3 separate regions of the Homo sapiens genome follow, and regions 2 and 3 are each linked to region 1. A link is an interaction called in ENCODE POLR2A ChIA-PET data of the cell type or tissue named here. Cell type or tissue: MCF 10A. All regions are shown on one strand.

What was found. ChIA-PET counts read pairs that join two places held together with the same protein. Peaks named below come from ENCODE experiments on the same cell type or tissue, not always from the same donor. Only the 100,000 strongest peaks of a DNase experiment are listed, where the experiment ranks them.
Region 2: POLR2A ChIA-PET joins it to region 1 with 5 read pairs; 1 of 35 experiments calls an interaction of 5 or more read pairs at or near these places.
Region 3: POLR2A ChIA-PET joins it to region 1 with 6 read pairs; 3 of 35 experiments call an interaction of 5 or more read pairs at or near these places.

The regions. Positions count from the first base shown.
Region 1 is chr5:36,656,504-36,659,003 of GRCh38, forward strand. All of the region lies in intron 3 of SLC1A3 (solute carrier family 1 member 3), which reads left to right. Among named protein-coding and RNA genes, the nearest start is that of SLC1A3, 51 kb to the left of the region's middle. In MCF 10A, no CTCF peak of the experiment used is centred here; a DNase peak (open chromatin) is centred at 1,238.
Region 2 is chr5:36,264,471-36,266,970 of GRCh38, forward strand. RANBP3L (RAN binding protein 3 like) reads right to left here. Exons shown (of 14, transcript NM_145000.5): 5 at 979-1,050; 6 at 489-628. The region is part of intron 1 of LOC124900962 (a long non-coding RNA gene); the gene reads left to right. Among named protein-coding and RNA genes, the nearest start is that of NADK2, 24 kb to the left of the region's middle. In MCF 10A, a CTCF peak has its summit at 1,151; a DNase peak (open chromatin) is centred at 1,171.
Region 3 is chr5:36,417,017-36,419,516 of GRCh38, forward strand. No RefSeq gene overlaps it. Among named protein-coding and RNA genes, the nearest start is that of RANBP3L, 120 kb to the left of the region's middle. RefSeq lists an enhancer at 514-1,713 and a silencer at 2,491-2,500. In MCF 10A, no CTCF peak of the experiment used is centred here; a DNase peak (open chromatin) is centred at 1,365.

The DNA.
Region 1 (2,500 bases):
TTTACATCATGTGTGGTTGAACATTCTATTATTTGGTGAGACTATGACTGTCTAATTGGTCAGTGAGAATCTGACTTGTCTAGCAACAAAAGAACTCCTTGAGAAGAGGAGCTACTATTTGTACATTTGCATTGCAGCCCTGGTTGCAGTGATGAACTCTTGCTATAGTATGTTACAAAATTATGTCATTGATTTGTAGATTGAGTATAGTTGCTTAATTATTCTCACCTGCTGAATTTGCAGAATTTGTCATTCATCATTCATTCAACAAAGCTATACTGAGTTCCTGCAGTGTTAGTCACTGGGCATATAGTAATCAATGTAAACCATCGTGTATTACTATACTTCAAGGGCTGTGACCTGGAAAATCACTGATATGTTATTCCAGAATGAATAAAAGTGAAGTTGAACTTAAGGCATATACTTTAAAAGAATGGACTTTTTAATAATCATTGTAGCACAACCAGAAATTTTTGCTAATGAATTATCCAATTAACTTTTCTGAAGCCTAAAATAATTATGCTGTTATTTCTTTTGCATATGAATAACTTCTGTTTGTATTGATCCTTGATGCATTTACATCTCTGCCCAAATGATATGACATTCCTATCTAGAGGGGAAGGATATTTATTAGCTTATACTTCTCTAGATTGATACTACTGATTCTTTTAGGAAAACAGTAATTCCTGAAGTTACAAAGTCAGGCTAACAGTATTCCCACAAAACATCTTGTAATAGCTTCATGTGCTATAGGGAATTTTTTTGTTTAAAAAGTGCTCCCTTTCTATAATCACTTTTTGGTTGTGGAATTCCTGAAACAATTTGTTTTGGTTATTCTGAAAAATTCTGAATCTTCCCTAATACCTTTAGTAATAAAATAGGACCTGATAAAAATCACGAAGTGTCTTTGAATCTGGCTGAATATCTAGACTTAATGAGTGTTTAAGGCTCCATGTCAACCTGCAAAGATACCTGGTGAAGCACCCTTATGTACTTTTCTAAAAAAACCCTGCCCTGTTCCATACTTTAATCAACGACTCAACAACATAGAAGTCATCTACATAGTGTTTTCATACGACATAAGCCCAAAAAGGATGGCTTCCACTGCATATGCCTGTGATCATGATTCATAATGATTTCAATAGGCTGCAATGCTGGATGGAAACCAACATGATGAAGTTGAGCAAGGAATAAGTGTACATTTCTGCTTTTAGATTCAAAAGGCAATTGCGCAATTACAGGATGGGGAACAACTGAGCTTGGCAGCAGTTCATGTGACTAAAGGCTTAATGTGAACCAACAGTAGGAAGTGGTGGCTAAAAAAGAATGAATGTAGCCGTGTGCTTCCTCAGTAGAAATATTAATAGTCACTGTACTCTGCGCTGACCGCACTGCATTGGGAATAATTTGTTTGGTTCTGAGCACATTCAGGAGAGGCTTTGACAAAGCAGAGTAGCTACTAAGAGGGTGTTGAATCCAATCCAAGACACATTTATTAGACTCCTGTTTTGGGCAGGCAATGTGCTAACCAGGGCAGGCAATAAAGACACAAAGAGACTTTGCCAGTCTCTAGGCTCAAGGAGTTGAAAATTTAAATAGAGAGTCAGACAGGTACACGCATGACTATAAAACAAAGCGCCCCACGAAACCAAGAAGCACAAAGAAAGGGTTGTGGGAATTCAGGGGCTGGGCTAGTGGTCAGATTTCCACAGGAAATGAGGACGAGAGCAGAAGAAGCCTTAAGAGCAAAGAGACAGAGACAGGAAAACCCAAGGCATGTCTAGGGAATGCTGAGAAGTCTGGGTTGCCTGGCAGAATAGGGTAGGCCTGCGTAGGAAATGAAGCTGAAAAAAGAAGGTTTGGGCCAGAGCGTGAGGACATTGACTGGTAGGCAGTGGGAGGCATTACAGGTTGGTGAGCATCTGAAAAAAAATAATGATATATGAGGATCTGTTGGAGAAATGATGCATATTGAGTCTATAGAAAAGAAGACCGAAGTCCCCTGGTAAACGTATCTCAGACTTGCTTTGGGTTCCTCCAGAAGCAAAAATTTATCTCAAAGGGAAAGGGTTAAAAGGAATGAGATTTTAGATTTCTAAGCAGTTTTTTTTGTTTGTTTGTTTAATCAAAGCTGCCCATGGTGAAGACTTACCTTAGAAGATTGTGAGCACCATTGTGGTGGGACTCAGAGAAAGTTTGGTAACTGACACTCTAAACAGAGTTGGGGGAGAAATGCTGCAGCTTCACCAACTGGCCTGGGCATTCTAGGGATTACCCATGGCCTTTGCAATGTGTAATTATCCATGGTTGAGGTTTTTTTCTTTCTTCTTTGACTTAAGACATCCATTAGTATGTCATTTTCTGAATAAAGCCACTATGTTATGACTCTCCAGTTCAATGAGAGATGTCAAACTAACTCCAGTGCAGGTCCCAGGGCTGTGACAGTAGCCACTCACCATGACTGTGGCACTTTACAACCTACCCATTTTTTTTTTTACTG
Region 2 (2,500 bases), 390 kb before region 1:
CTGTCTCTAGAGGCTTCCCAAACCCTCCCAACTACACTGTATAGGGAGTTCTCTGCTCCTGTTATACTGGAATTTGGCTCTGAAATGAACCTCTGGTATGACCTAAACTGGCAACGATACACTGTGATGTTGACCAGTTGGCGATGTAGAGAAAATCCCTGCCTCTTTTTTGACTACTGACTCTGGCCCCTGGCTCCCTCATTGCTGTCCCCATTCTCACACAGGGTCATTGCTCTGGCACAAGACCCCCAGATTTCCACTACCCAGTACTCAACTTTACAACTTTAGAGAGACCACAGATTTGTGAGACTACAACTCTCCAATGTCAGAGTACAACTTTGAAAAGTTTACCAAGGGCTTTATGCTATCTAGCCCAACAACAAAACAAAGCTCAGACAACTCCTATTTCTGGATATGGGGGCCCCAAACAACCTGCAAAAAGAAAGATGAGGGATTGAGGTCAGTTCCGTTATCCTGGGCTTTCTCACCTTATTATTTGTTTTTTCTTTAGTCTTGCAAGATTCCAGTGCCTTGTGTCCAAATGTTTTTCTTACTTTTGCACAACTTCGAGCTTGAGGTAGCTGCAAAATAGCAGGTCTAATAACATGTTTAGAATGTTTCACAGGACCTTAAAAGAATAGAATTAAAGGATAAATATATGTTTACTGAAATATTCCTTTACTCCCTATTTTTAATTAATATAATTCTTATTTTCTAAAGTCATGTTTAAATGAGGGACTAGCGTTAATTAATCCAAGTCAAAATAACCATTGAGTTCCCCAACATTCACACCCTGCCTAGCTTTTGCCCAATAACTATTCATTTTGATCATGAAACCTGGCTTACTTGCATTATTTCTTCATGTTTTGTCACTCTGACCTACCTCCATGCCCCCAACACACGCACACATATAGGGAGATGAAAATATAGGTGGTAAAATATACAATTTCTGAGGTTCTTGAAATAGAAGCTACATACCTTGTTCAGCACTCTTTATATCAACACTACTTTGCACAAGAGCTGATGTCATAAAAACATTGTTTTTCCTCACTGTAAGAAAAAATATTTAAATTTTTTTAAATACAGAAGAGTGTCAGATTCTACACTATTTGGGGCTTAACAATCCCATTCCGAACTCACCAGCAGATGTCGCAATTGGCACTAACAGAGTAGTAGGTAGTGCCCTCTGGAGCACTGGCTCTGCGAAAAATGGGATTGCCAGCCAGGCGCGGTGGCTCGCGCCTGTAATCCTAGCACTTTGGGAGGCCAAGGCGGGTGGATCACCTGAGGTCAGGAGTTCGAGACCAGCCTGGCCAACATGGCGAAACCCCGTCTCTACTAAAAATACAAAAAATAATGAGCCGGGCGTGGTGGCAGGTGCCTGTAATCCCAGCTACTCGGGAGGCTGAGGAAGGAGAATCTCTTGAACCCAGGAGGTGGAGGTTGCAGTGAGCTGAAATCGCACCACTGCACTCCAGCCTGTGTGACAGGAGCGAGACTCCATTTCAAAAAAAAAAAAAAAAAAAAAAAGATATTGCCGGATGCGTCCTGCTACATAGTTCTGTTTACTTTCAGATATCTAAGTGAAAATTAGGTGACTAGCAGAAAAGGCAGTCTTTTTTTTGAATCTTTAAATAGTGCACTGTCAGAAATTCTACAGACTACAAAATCTGAATTGGTAATGAACCCTCCGGCATTAATATATAGCTCTTATAGAATATTATAAAACTGTTAGCAAAGTCTGCCCACACTCCCTGACTTTTTAATGAGTATACCTGAAGAAAGAAGTAAAGATGACAAATCTGCTAAGTTATTTTTCTACAAACATGTTGGTGGGGTAAGACTGTGGTGGTGGCTCCGAGTATAGAATTTCTATACATTTCAAAGGGATCTCCTCTTCATTGCAAATTGCAGAAACAGCAACCTTTGGCATTTAATGAAAATGAGAAAAGAATAATTGCTTCTTCAAAGTATTCTTTAAGGTGTTATAAATGTTGGGGTAGAATCCCTTCTCTACTTCAGAGTTCAATTTAATGTTTTTTATGATCTTTATTATTGAACATCAACAAAAAAAGAGCCATATTTTTCTCCTGCTGAACACCACTAACATTCTGCACAACATAAAACAGAATGATAATCTTTCTTTTTGTGTGAGTGTCCAGTAAAAAATGAATTAAAGCACGTGCATAGATAACTTAAAGTCGTTCCTTTGTTTTATGTATAAATACAATAAAACAGAACACCTTTGCCTCTGGGATTAGGATCTCTATTTCTATGTCTCTCTCACTTTTTTTTTTTTTCTTTGAGATTGAGTCTCTCTCTGTCATCCAAGCTGGAGTGCAGTGGCATGACCTTGGCTCACTGCAACCTCTGCCTCCTGGGTTCAAGCGATTCTCTTGCCTCAGCGCCCCAAGTAGCTGGAACTACAGGCGTGCAACACCATGCCCGGCTAATTTTTGTATTTTTAGCAGAGACCAGGTTTCACCATGTTTGCCACGCT
Region 3 (2,500 bases), 240 kb before region 1:
AATAGAATACAGTCCAATTTTATAAGGAATGGCTGAAAGACTTTGGTTTCAGACTTGTTTATTTACTCATTCAACGAATAACTAACCAATATTTGTTGAGTGCTTTCCAGTCACAGTTTAAGGCACAAAAGCCAGTAGTGAATAAAACACACAAGATCTCTGCCTTCAAAGAGCCTATTATCATCAACAATAAAGAAATAAGCAAATACATGAACAAGAAAATTTCAGATGGTGGAAAGTGCTTGAAGAAAACAAACAAGGTAATTGATAGAATAACTGCAAAGGAGGGTCTATTTTAGCTGGGCTTTTCAGAACAGGCTGTGCTTGAGATAGTGACAGCGAGGAGCATGAAATATGGCTGGAGATGGTGGAGAGACTGAAGGCAGCTATCTCAAACACGTCAAGAGTTGTCATGTAGAGAAGTGTGCTTGCCTCATGCTGACTCAGAAGGTGAAGTGAGAAAAAATCTGAGTGCAAGACAGAGGTTGAATTCAGATCAGTTTAGGGAAGAACTTTCCAACCTAGAAGAAAAGGAATTAATATTTACTTGAAGCGTACTATGTCCTAGCTTCCTTATTTGTAATATTTTGTTTAATGCTTTAAAAAACTGTAGGTGGTAAGTGAAACAATATCTATTGGAAGGAGCGATCTCCCCCTCTCAAGAAGTATGCATGCTCCCTGGCTAAGATAGAGACAGATGAGTGAGGGGTTCCTTAACCTTGCGGATCCGTGCCCCTGCAGATGCTGCCCTAATTATGTCATAGAAACCAATGGAAAAAGGAAATCAGATTCCCCAGATTCCACCCCCGCCCTCGCCCCAGGTAGTGAAAAGTTAGTGAGACTTCTTGAAAAACAATAGGGTGTTTCCAGGTTAACTAAGCTTTAACCTTTAACCAAATTCTCAGGAAGGGCTTCCCTGAATATTCTCCCTGTGGAATGCAGCAGAATGGCACTCTAATGCCTCCCTCAAAGAGAAAGTGATAAGGCCATGAGCTGCTCTTGAGGATGAATACCAGCAGGAGTGGGAAGGGTGCTGAGCTACCTGTGACCTATAGAAACTCTGCCTGGCTCACTTCCCTTCATTAAGAGAAAATGTGCTTGATTCACTTCAGGAAAATGAGATTATTTATGAGAAAGAAGTACCCTTGATTGGAGGCTCTTAAACAAGTGGCTTTCCAGAGAGAACAGTTAAGTCTCCACCACAGACAGCCCTGGGAAGAAAAAGACAGCCCTAGATATTTTGGATAATTTGGGCATTGACCTTCCTGAGGACTAGTGCAAGGAATGAAGTAAATGAGCTCGATTCCTTTCATTCTGTGAGTCATAGCTTCGTCGAAATTACTCAATTGTTGATCCCACTTGGCTCCACATGGAAGGCAAAGTTCAAGCTATAGTACAGGTAGCAACATGATCCGTGTACAATTGTGCAAAACACAAAATTCCCATAGGCCAGGCACACTCCCATTGCCTTTGGATGGTGGCTCATGAAGATACAACCATGTCCTCTGTCTTTTGTCCTATCCTAAGTTGTTATCTCTTAGGCCATAAACTACTCAAAGGCCCAGTCTTCCCTTCTTTCTAGCACCATGCCTGGCAGAGAGAGAGACAAAAGGCACCTGATTAGTGTATGATAAACGAATAAAGTTTCATAAGTCCTACTTTTCAGATCCTAATAATAGCTCCCAGTGCCCGGGAGTATGCTGAACACTTTACAGGTATTACTGCATTTACTCCTTAAAACAACCCTGTGAAATGAGTACTATTGCCATCATTATTGTTTGAATCATCACTATTTTCACATGAAGAAAGATCTAGACTTGAAGCCACTATGCTATAATGCAGGTTGGTTTTTACCCTGTTGATGTGGGATGTGCCACAGGCAGCATGTGGCAAACCTGGAGACTGCTTTGTCCCAAACCAGAGTCAATGTCTCAACTTACACCATTGCCAGTTTCTTAGTAATTTGGGCACTACGTGGGTAGAGGTGACACTGTTGAATAGAGAGAAAAAAGCCAAAAGGCAGGAGTAACTTTTCTGCCTCTGATTTTCCCTTGCTCTTCTCTGTTTTCCAGTGCTACCAAGGGGCATACAGACTGAAATCTCCATATTAAAGTGAATCCACAACTTGTAATAACCAGTGTGTGGGGGAGTCTAGGATGGCAGACTAGGGTTTTGATATCTAATAGCAAAAGATTTTTTGCTTCTAACTTGATAAGGTGTGAAGACTTTTAGCACTTTATATATGAAGCCTACATCTCAATTTATTTTTAAAGTGTGACCATTTCAGAGTTTACTAAGTGCTAGACACCATGCCAAACCCATTCGGTGCATTATCTCAATTAATTCTCAGGACAACAAACAGCCCTACCAATTTAAATTGTTTTCCTTTAGCTTCAATGTAACGTATTGGCCTGTGGGGAAATGAGCAGGTAGTGGTGACAGCTAAGGGCTGGGCACTCAGCTACAGACAGGTGGAATAAATTTAAAAGTTTTGGCAGGT